Linked DNA regions of Mus musculus: region 2 is linked to region 1. Evidence: chromatin loops called from intact Hi-C (ENCODE). Cell type or tissue: gastrocnemius. All regions are shown on one strand. Links, peaks and the distances in the headings refer to the core of each region. The heading gives the core; the rest is flanking DNA. Region 1 overlaps Tnfrsf21 (tumor necrosis factor receptor superfamily, member 21). Region 2 has its middle 16 kb from the start of Gm34627.

Region 1 (5,385 bases), core at 214-5,213:
TCTCTGTTTAGCCCTGGCTGGCTGTCCTGAAACTCGCTCTGTAGACCAGGCTGACCTCGAACTCAGAGATCCTTTGCCTTTGCCTGCTGAGTGCTGGGGTTAGAGGAGAGCATGAGCCACCTTCACAGCTATCACCCCCACTTCTACCCCTACCCCACCCCCAGGATTTGTTTTTCCAAATAATAAGTACATAGATGGAAATGTCACGATGTTGATTCCCAAACCTTTCAGGAAATACTGGTCAGTTATTCCATATTTGGAGTCACAGACATGCGTTATTGTATTGGAAATAGCCACATATACAGAGATAAGGCAAGTATGTTGAAATAAAATGAATTCTTAACAAGCTGTTTCTTTTCTTCTTTCCTCTCCACCAACCTGGCCCAGACCTCAGGTGACATGCAAAGAGGTGTGTTTATTGCATAAGGAAGGAACTGTGCTCACAACACTTCCAGTCTAAATCACCAATTAGCAGGCAGACAGCACAGGTCCTCTACTGTCTAACTCTCCCTAGGGTCACTGAAGGTCATGGGATGGAAGTAGGAGGAGGAACAGAAGCCAAGACGGACCTCCCTGGGAACTCCCTGGCCAAGCCGCAGAAGAAACATAGATGAGTGAACAGAGAATCTGGGAGCCAAGGCAAAGCCCAGCGTGAACTTCTCCATCACAGAGAGAAACTCAATGCTAACCTGGCTAGCCCATGCCTGAAGCCACTGGGAAATTATCTGAAGAGTGACTTCCTCCCACCCTGATTAGTTGAGGCCCAGACAACCAGATAGGATTTTACTACAACTGAAGTCTTTCTGAAGACTCTGCGTAAGTTAACCACAGATTAATTAGCCATGATAGATCGCATCTTAAAACCCCTAATTCCAAATCAAGGTAGTTACTGTGATGTTGCCTCTCTGCGGCATCCATGAGTTCTGACCATTCATTCCTGAGAATTAGTTTCAAAAAAACGGGAGCCCAAAGATTAGCTATGTCCAAGTGTGAACCGTCAATCTTTGTCTCAAGCAAAAGAACTCTTCCTTTCCCCGGAGCTCAGATGGAAAAGCTGCGGGAAGCCACAAGACGTGCTTCAAAAGCAGCCAAAGCTGGTAAGAACCAGCTGGCTCCGGAGGGCGGGCGGGAGTGCCCCGCCCAGCTGCTGGGGCGGCTGTCTGCAAGCTGTCCAGGCTGCTGACAGCAGTAGTACTGCCTTTGCATCCGGGAGCTGACTCATGGGGTGAGCTTTCTCATAAATAAATAAATAAATAAATAAATAAATAAATAAATAAATAAATAAATAAATAAAAGGGAGTGAGGAAGAGAGTAAGCGGGCTTTCTTGGTTGCGAATGGGAACCCACTCACATCTTAGAAGATTGTAGCCAAGCTCAGTCAGGATCCTGGGAGATCATGCTGTTTAGAAACCGGGATTCCCCTTAGTGCAGCCTAGACAGTTTTAACCAGGAAAACACGTTGCATAAACTTTTAAAAATTTTTGCCCGAGGACCCGAAGAATGGAAAGCAATTTCACAATAAATAATGCCTTGATGTAAAAAGACTCAAGTTAGTCTTTGTTAGTAAGTTTTTGTTTTGCTTTGCTTTGTTTCTTGAGACAGCAGCACCTCTCTAACACAACCCTTGCTGTGCTAAACCACACACACACACACACACACACACACACACACACACACACACACATATACCGGGCTGGTCCTGAATTCACAGAGCTCTGCCTGCCTCTGCTTCCTGAGTGCTGGGATTAAAGGTACCATGTTTGGCTCAAGGAAAAATTTTTTTAAAGATTTCTCCTTATATTTTATTGTTTAAAACATATCACACCTAGTGTGTGTGTGCGTGTGTGTGTGTGTGTGGGGGGGGGGGTGGAGGTCAGAGGTCAGTTAGGTGAAGGTGGATCTCTTCTTCCTCCGTGTAGGGATAGAACACAGATTTGACATCAGGTGTCTTTACCCACTGAGGCACCTCAGAGGCCCTCAATTAGGTTTTTTGAGCCTGACAGATTTGATTAAATTAGTATTGCTGAATAAATTCAACGAATTGGTGCTGTTATAACCTCAACACACCTGGCTTCCACCCTAATGGTCCCCCTCTCAGACTTCAAGGTTTCAGCCCCTCAGGTTCTGATCCCACAGAGGTTATCCAGTGTGTGAGCAATTTCCCGTGCACTGTTCCTCACGTCTCTGTGTACACAGTACCACTAGGCAGGGACAAACAGTCTCCACCCACGCCGCTCATTCTCGATAAGTCCTCTGATAAGTGTGGAGACACTTACCTGCTCTGGCATCCCTGTGGCTTCTACTCTTGGGATAGCAAATACCATAGGCAGCGAGTATGCCTGCCAGAGTATACAGTTTGCATCTCTCTGGATATATGTAAGGGTGTAGAAGGGAAACATTTCTGAAAGCAGAAGAAGGCACGAAGCTGTGCCCTTTCCTGTCTGACAGTCTGAGGCTAAAGATCTGCCTATGTTACAAGTCCTCAATTTCCTGTCCAGTACCAACTGACTCTTTTTCTTACTTTCTACAAATTATTTTCTTTGAGGAAATTACTCCTGTGCTGTAGACAGTCTCCCCCAGCTGTGTTTATCTGCTTAGGTTAGAACATCATACACTGTACACATTTCAAAAGACTATGTATAGCCTCTCATGGGTGTGTGTGTGTGTGTGTGTGTGTGTGTGTGGCAGATCTCACTGAAGTTTATGTCAAGTGACCCAGGATTAGACTTTAGAAAGACTTGTGTGCATCTCCCATAGTCTTTGCCTTTTTCAAGAGTACCCTGCCAAAAGTGGAATTATAAATATACAAAATCACACACCTGCCCCATGTTTTGGCAATGATTTACGTTAATGATAGGCGAGTCCACCCTTCATGACTCCGACTGGAGCTAAGTGGCTGTTTCCCTGGTGACAAGTTTTAATAGGAAAATCAAAAGCAATGTTGGTCTGTCGTTCAAGGAAAATGTTGAAATTAAAACAGCTGCACAATACCTGCAGACAGGTCGTGATTTCCTCATGAGCTAGTAGTGACCGGTTTGTGACATGAGGTCATGACAGACCAGGGTACAGTCTAGAAACACAGGACGGAGAAACCCGGCCAAGCGGAAACTGTCAGATTATCCCCATGTGTGTTTGGGCTTCGAAACAATAGAATAACATGTGTTTTCCAGTTCTGGTAATTGATGGAGAAAACAAGTATCCCCCCCCAACCCCCACCCCCCCATCCATAACATGGATTCTGCTTTTCTTGCTTTTGGAGGAAGCTGGTAAGAGCATGCATTAAAAAGATGAAAAATGCCGTCAATAGTAGGCTTAGCCCATGTGGAATACTGAGTCAGTGTGTCTAGGGGAGTTAAGAAAAAGGAATTGTCCACTTCAATCTCTTCATAGCAGTTTCACAGAATATATTTTTAAAAATTTGTTCCACATACCTGAACCCCCTGGTTTGTCCTTTGCTACTTTCTAGGCCATGCCAGTTATAGGGCTCAACACATAAAGGAACATGGGATTCATGTTTACTAAATAAAGTGCCTGTGTAAAACTATCCTGCCCTTTGCAACAGTGATAACAATAAAATAGCCATAGCAGTTATAAAGTGTGTGTGTGCACGCTTGTCTGTGTGTGTGTGTGTGTGGTGTGTCTCACCAGTGTGTGAGGCATATAGTGTATCAAGTCGATTTCTGAGCCAGGTGGTAGTGCATGCCTCTCATCCTAGCAGTTGGGAGGCTGGTGAATCTCTGTGAGTTTGAGGCTAGCTTCATTTGCAGGGCTAATTCCAGGACAGCCAGGGCTACACAAAGAAACCCTGTCTTAAAAAAAAAAAAAAAAAAAAAAAAAAGCTCTAAATGAGGTCGATGGATTCTCCGCAGACACTGGTCTACTCGCCCTTGCATCACAGTTGTTAGTTCACTACACTAAAACAGTGGTTCTCAGCCTTCCTAATGCTGTGACCCTTTAATTATATTGAAAATTTAATCTTTATATTTAATATTTAATGTATTACATTATATCAGTATTATAATAATTAATAACATTTATATTGCATATAACATTTTTATATTATTGCTATTATAATAATAGATTAATATTTAATATACCATGTAATAAAGTAATAATATATTTCCTTATATTGTGGTGACCCACACCCATAAAATTATATTTGTTACTACTTCATAACTATAATTTTGCTACTGTTATGAATCATAATATAAATATCTGATTAGCAGATGGTCTTAGGCGACCCTTATGAAGGGGTCATTCAAAGCCCCCAAAGTGGGTGTGACTCTCAGGTTGAGAACCACTGGCCTAAAAGAAAACAGGAGCCACAAAGAGCCATGTCACTAAGATCCACATGAAGTGCAGGACTGAGTCCATACACCCTTTTAGTTCAGAAGAGCTTTACAAAGCTGTCTGAAAGAAACTGAGACGTGGGGACAAAACGGGGCTTGTCCGAATTCACACATGGAGTGGAGAAAACAAAATTCAACTCTGACCAGAGGAAAGCCCAAATTTCTCACTCCCATGATCTGTTATTGGAAGTCTAAAGCCCTGCATTTGATGTGGAGGGGACATTAGAACCTCACCCCTGTGTCTTTCTTACTACAGACCAGTCCAAAGTTTCTGTAAAGTGTAAACTTTACTACTGAGCCAAGTAGAACAGGATGTAAGAAAACACTCGATGTTTGCAAAGGTGCAGGGTTGAGAGGCCCTACTGCAAATGGGCAGGTGTGGCTGCCTACTGCAAACAGAGAAGAAAACCGAAGAGCCGTTCTGAGCCGTTCTGACCATGATCTTGTCCTTTAAAACACACAAGCATGCAACAGCTTTAGTGTCCTGGGCATGTCTAGATGAAGAAAACCCCCTGATGCTGTAAGCGCTCACACACATTTCTAACGGAACATCTGCTCATGTCTGTGATTAATTATCAATCAATCCTTCATCCTGGAGAGGGATGCTTTGAGAGGCAGGGACCACTTTTCTTCTTCTTCACCCAGTACCAGGCAAGCAGTTACTACATCACAAGGCCACTGCAAATAACTAAGAATCTTTACAAAGCATCTTTGGTTCTTGTTTTGTTTATTTGTTTGTTTGTTTGACAGATTCTGACTGTGTACCCTGGCTGAACTTTGTAGCCCAGGCTGGCCTCAAACTCTTGGCCATCCTCCTGTTTCAGCATCTTGTGCTAGTAGTACAAGAGTGCTACCATCTTCAGCTGAGACTTAGGGATACAGTAATCAGTGAATCAGCCTGAAATGCCAGCAAACATCTTCAGCCTATTCACACATATGTCTCCTTTGCGCCACATAACCAGCAACACGAAACACACCAGAGCCTGAAGATGTCATCAATCCCTCAGCAACTGTCCTCTTACTACCCTGAAAGTTC
Region 2 (5,385 bases), core at 82-5,081, 58 kb before region 1:
TCAGATGCATTGTGCAAGCCCATTCTGGCACAGACTGGGTGACAAAGCAGCTTTGATGTATTTGGGGATCAGAGCACCTGGGTACATGTGGCAGAGAGCTATTATTCCAAAAGAATTCTCCTTTTCTGTTCCTCTTAATGTTCTCTGTTTGCAGAACTCCATTCACAATTGAGGAGTAACTATGTTCTCGAACCAATCTTCCTCCCTAGGCTCCTTATAGTTAACCATTAAGCCCTCAGTGCTCAGAAGCAAGTCTGGTCTATTTCAGGTACCCAGTTAACTGTACATAATGCATAACGCCCCCCCCCCCTTTTTTTAACCAAGCCTAAGACTGTGTCTAACCAAGCTTCCTCCTGCCCCGGTCTCTAATTCAGTTTGTTCTGCTGCACAGGGTAGTTTGATAAATGCATCTTTCCTGTATTTCAACTCTAGGCTAACTGGGGGCTTCTATGCAGGTATTTCTGCAACTAACATTGACATTTATTTAAAAATAAATAAAGGGCCAGATAATAATCTTTTTAGGCTTTCTAAACGAAGGGGCAAAACCAAAGACATCATGTGCTTCAACAGGACTCCCGTTTGTTTCTAGACAGAGAACACTTCTCATGCTGGGTCACATTTCCAAACAGACTATCAGCCAGGTTTCTGTAACTCATGCTGGGTGAGCGTGGCTGCAAGCCCATATAAACCCAGACTCTGCTTATAATTCCTGACTTTCCCTGACCATCAGAGCTACTGTAGAAGTAGGAAAGGTTTTATCTCCTTGCATGTGGAAAGAGAATTAAGAAATGCCTGATGTGTAGAACAACAATATGAACTAACCAGTACCCCCAGAGCTCGTGTCTCTAGCTGCATTTGTAGCAGAAGATGGCCTAGTCGGCCATCATTGGGAAGAGAGGCCCCTTGGTCTTGCAAACTTTATATGCCCCAATATAGGGGAACGCCAGGGCCAAGAAGTGGGAGTGGGTAGATAGGGGAGTGGGAGGGGGGAGGGTATGGGGGACTTTGGGGATAGCATTTGAAATGTAAATGAAGAAAATACCTAATAAGTAAATAAAATAAAAAAGAAAGAGTCCCATGAAAACTTTTGGTGCCTAAATATTTAGAAAGAGACAAATGCACGCATTATTTATTCCATTGAAAGGAGAAGGTGAACTCTGTATTAATATTGCTGTCTGATTTGCATTCCTAGTTGTGCTTTCTCAGTGAGTCCACTGAGCTTGTATAAAAGAAGCTTATATATAAGTATAAGTGGACATTAAGGTAAATTGAAGCAGCCTATTGAATAAACCAAGAAAAATAGTACTCATAAAAAAAAAAAAAGCCTGATGTGAACTATCACTGAGAAATATCCATTGAGATTTGAGGCAGTTTCTGGAAGGGTCTTTGCTCTGACGCCTACATCCGTCACATGTTATCTCCTGCTTTCCTGCTTGCTAGCTGAGGTGCCTTGTTTGTTGCCATGTGAAAGAAACTCACCAAGCTTCCCTGTCACTTGGTGGTTGAGGGATGTGCCTAGAGGAGCCCCCAGCTTAAGCACTTATGTCTGTAGAGATAATCTCTCAGGTACTGTGTCGAAGCATCACCTGTCATTAAAGATCTGGTGGCCTATCTTATTGGCATTTTAGAAAATAAAGGGCCAGGAAATAAACACTTGAGGTTTTCTAGGTCAAGGGGTAAAACCAAATATGCCGCATGGTGTTTTTTGCCAAAGGCAGGAAGTAGAAACTGGGAGTTCCAGTAGACAGACTGAAACTCTGGGAGGTTCACCACCTGCACTCTGAGGAAATTAGATATATGATACTGAGAAGTAACCAGCCATGTGGCAGACATAGAATAGTTTAAACAGGTTAAGTAAGTTAGGAGTTAGATGAGGAATAGGCCTAGCAAACGGCCATAAACATTGTTAAATGAATAGTAAGCTACTGGGAACTAGAGCAGGAGAAGGAGAGCCTGCAACTCCGCGAGTCTCTCAATCCACACCTCCTCCTGTGTTGGTTTTACCTGTTATTCTCCTGATAGTATAATGGGGCAGCTTTTAAAGATTTAAGTGTGTGTGTGTGTGTGTGTGTGTGTGTGTGTGTGTGTTTATTTGTTGACTCTTAGGGCTAGAGAGATGGCTCAGTGACTAAGAGCTTGTGTTGCTCCTGCAGAGGATCAGGATTGGGCTCCCAGCACCCACGTGGTGGATCACAGGTGTCTGTAACGCCAGTTTTAGAGTTCTGGCGACATTGTCTGTCCTCTGTGGGTATTTCATGCATGCGATATACACTCAGACACATGCGATATACACTCATGCGATATACACTCAGACACATATACACAGACATAACATTTAAAAACCAAAATAAATCTTTAAAATGTTCTACTCAGTATTTTTCAATACGTTAAAGGTGAAATTTTTTTAGGGTGTCTAGTTCACTATATCATCTCTGGCATGCGTGTATATTTGGTTGTTGTAGGGACAGGGTGTCAAGTAGCCCAGGTTGACCTTAACTGACTTGTGTAACTGAGACTGGTGTGAACCATCTGCTCGGCCTTCTGAGTGTGGAGCTTACAGGCATGTGCCCAGCTCCTGTTCTGAAAGCTCTAATCTTCCCAGAATATGAATTCAGAGGTGACCTTGCCTTGTTTCCCAGTGGTACACATCCTCTGGTATTTATTTGCTTGCATAATCCTCTTCTGCATCAAATCAAGGATGCTCAGGGTGGCCGATAAAATACAGCAGAAGTGATGGTTTGACAGAGACTACGGCACAAAAGAACCTTTTATCTGTTTGCTCTTCTACAAAAGTCATTTCAGTGGCGACCAACCACCATGCCATAGAGACACTCACTCACACAGAGATGCGCCATTTGAAGAACAGATGCCCACCACAAGAAGAATGCCCATGCCAGTTAAACAGTATCATGCTGAAATGTTCATGAACTCCAAAAGACCACCAAGGAGCCGGATCCGATGCTATCACACCAGGGACTTTATTCACAAGCTCGAGCGTGGGTCTTGATTCACTGCTGACCCACAGGACGGTTCCATGGAAAAATTCCTTGATCACTCACTGGGACAAGGTTTTATAGGAAATCACAAGTGAAGGGTGAGTGTTTCAAGCCTAGCAAGCATCTAATTGGGGTGCTACTGTGACCTTTGGTGTAATTGGCTGGTGCTGGGAGCCAAACGTTGGCTTTCCTCCTAATTGGTGGTTGTTAGGCAGGGGCGGCCTTGTAACCTGGAGGTGTTGGGATTTGCTGGGGATTAACCTGGAAATTGGTGCTAGACAGTGGATTTGTTAGAGGAGAATAAACTGGAGATCCAGATCTTGTTAGGGGTAGCCTGGAAACTGGAGCTAAGCTCAGGTTTTGTTTTGGGTAATCTGGAAACTGGAGCTAGGTACCGACCTGTTAATTTACTTAAGTCAAGTTTGTCTAAGATGGAGTCTGAACCCAAAGAATTTGATCTTTCAACAGCAAGTGACATAACCTTGGCCAAGATGTGCTCACTGCCTTTTGAGAGCCTGGGGCCAGACCCACACAGCTAAGGAGCCCCTGAATTCTTGATCTTCAGATGCCAAATGCTGTCAGAAATGGTTGCTATTTAAAATGGCTAAAGGGTCAGCAGGATAGATCAATGGGTAGAGCACTTTCCTCACATTCCTAACAACTTAAGTATGAGCTCTGGAGCCCACATAAGGTAGAATATGAGAAATGACTCCACAAATCTGTCCTTTGATCTTCCACATGCACTTTGGGAGCCTGCACATGATCAAAAATAATAAATAAATAAATAAATAAATAAATAAAGCTACTAAGTTGGGAAGGTACCTAGCAAAACATAAATTGGAGCTCTTTCTGCTCTAATGTAATTCCAAACATTTTAGAAACACTTTTGACAATAGAAAGATTTCATTAAATCTTGTGTCTACAATATACATGAATCCTGACAATGACACACTACTCACATTGTCTCATAGGACTTCAGAATTGCAAAGCTTGGATACACACTCATGGAGTATGGGATGGTGCTTCCAGCAGCTGCTGGGGGTTGCTGGGGGTTTGCAGAATCCCAAAGACCTGTGGTTAATGGGGAACAGGTGACCATGGGGTCCCTGAGGGGGCTCTCACTCCACGTCTTTGCCCACATTGTCCCTTGCTGAGTTTCTAAGTGTTGAGGTTTGGTCTGATGCTATGCATTGTAATGCTAAATTCTATAGCCAAAGGTCTTGGCCTACAAAAGACTTCTCCTGTTTACAAGCTTGTGTTCTGCAAACCTTGTCCCTTGATTTAAAGCTACTGGTTAAATAAAATTCTCTACAGCCAATTACTGGAGGGATTAGAGGTTTGGGGTGACCTCATGGGTCAGAGGAGAACCAAGGAGAACTAGAAGGTACAGAAGACAAAGGAGAAGGTGCCATGGTTTGGGAATCATAAAAACATGGCCCTGAGGGCTGGCCAATTGGAGTTAAGAGCAGCCCAGATGAAACATAGTTAAGTAGTAAGTAATAATTCAGAGTTATCAATAGGAAAGTAGATTCTAATAACGTAGAGGGTAAGTATCCACCCAGCTCTTGTGCTGTTGAAGGTTTATTGTAATTATAAAGGCTGTGTGTGTCTTCTATCTGGGAACTAAAGAGTCAAAGGCAGGGTAGAAGCCCCAGGTCAGGATTAAAAATTTTCTACATCTAAGCCCTGCCCACTCCTTGCACAGCTCAGATCTCACCTATGCAGCTCTCTGACTCTACTGAAGAAGGAAATTGGTCCCTCCTCCCTGTGAGTCTTCCTCATTCCTGCAGTGACTCAGGCAGCTCAGGGCATGCTGCACCATCCCCCACAACAGATGAGAAACATCTAGACAGCCATGGAGCCCAGGCCCTGATACCTCTCTTTGTATATCATGTATGATGACTGACTAGGAAATGGGATGCCTCCTAAGAGAGGACCATATTTAGGATATAGTTTTAATAAGGGACACACCCACAGGAAATAGTTAAGCTAACCACCATGGAAGGTTATAGTGTGTTCCCTTGACAAAGATACTAGAAGGAGGAGCTGTCTCCCCTAGTCTGTGCCACCCAGAAGCAACTCTTGTTATAAACACAGATATGCAAGAAGAGCCCTGACCCCTATACAGCAGCAAGGCCTTGCCACCCACAACCTGACCTGGGATACACACCCATGTATGTGTTCTGCAGTTAGAAACCCAGATATGAGGCTGGCCCTTCATTCAGTTATATGGCAAAGGCTGTTTGCTACCTTCTCTGGGTACTGACTGAATCTAGTAGTGACCTCGGCTTAGGCACATGTCCAACCAGGATTGGTGTGGGTAGCACATTTCTCTTTCTCCTAGTCAGATCATACGTTTTGTGAACGGGTTTAATGTTCAGTTTCCTGG

What was found. Peaks named below come from ENCODE experiments on the same cell type or tissue, not always from the same donor. Only the 100,000 strongest peaks of a DNase experiment are listed, where the experiment ranks them.
Region 2: it touches region 1 in a loop (2.2-fold over the local background); 2 of 42 quality-filtered maps call a loop at or near these places.

The regions. Positions count from the first base shown.
Region 1 is chr17:43,072,987-43,078,371 of GRCm38, reverse strand. All of the region lies in intron 4 of Tnfrsf21 (tumor necrosis factor receptor superfamily, member 21), which reads right to left. Among named protein-coding and RNA genes, the nearest start is that of Gm34627, 41 kb to the left of the region's middle. In gastrocnemius, for the core only: no CTCF peak of the experiment used is centred there; DNase peaks (open chromatin) are centred at 605, 1,116, 2,203 and 3,084; H3K4me3 peaks cover 1,102 bases; H3K27ac peaks cover 4,376 bases.
Region 2 is chr17:43,130,452-43,135,836 of GRCm38, reverse strand. No RefSeq gene overlaps it. Among named protein-coding and RNA genes, the nearest start is that of Gm34627, 16 kb to the right of the region's middle. In gastrocnemius, for the core only: no CTCF peak of the experiment used is centred there; DNase peaks (open chromatin) are centred at 659 and 2,544; H3K27ac peaks cover 2,092 bases.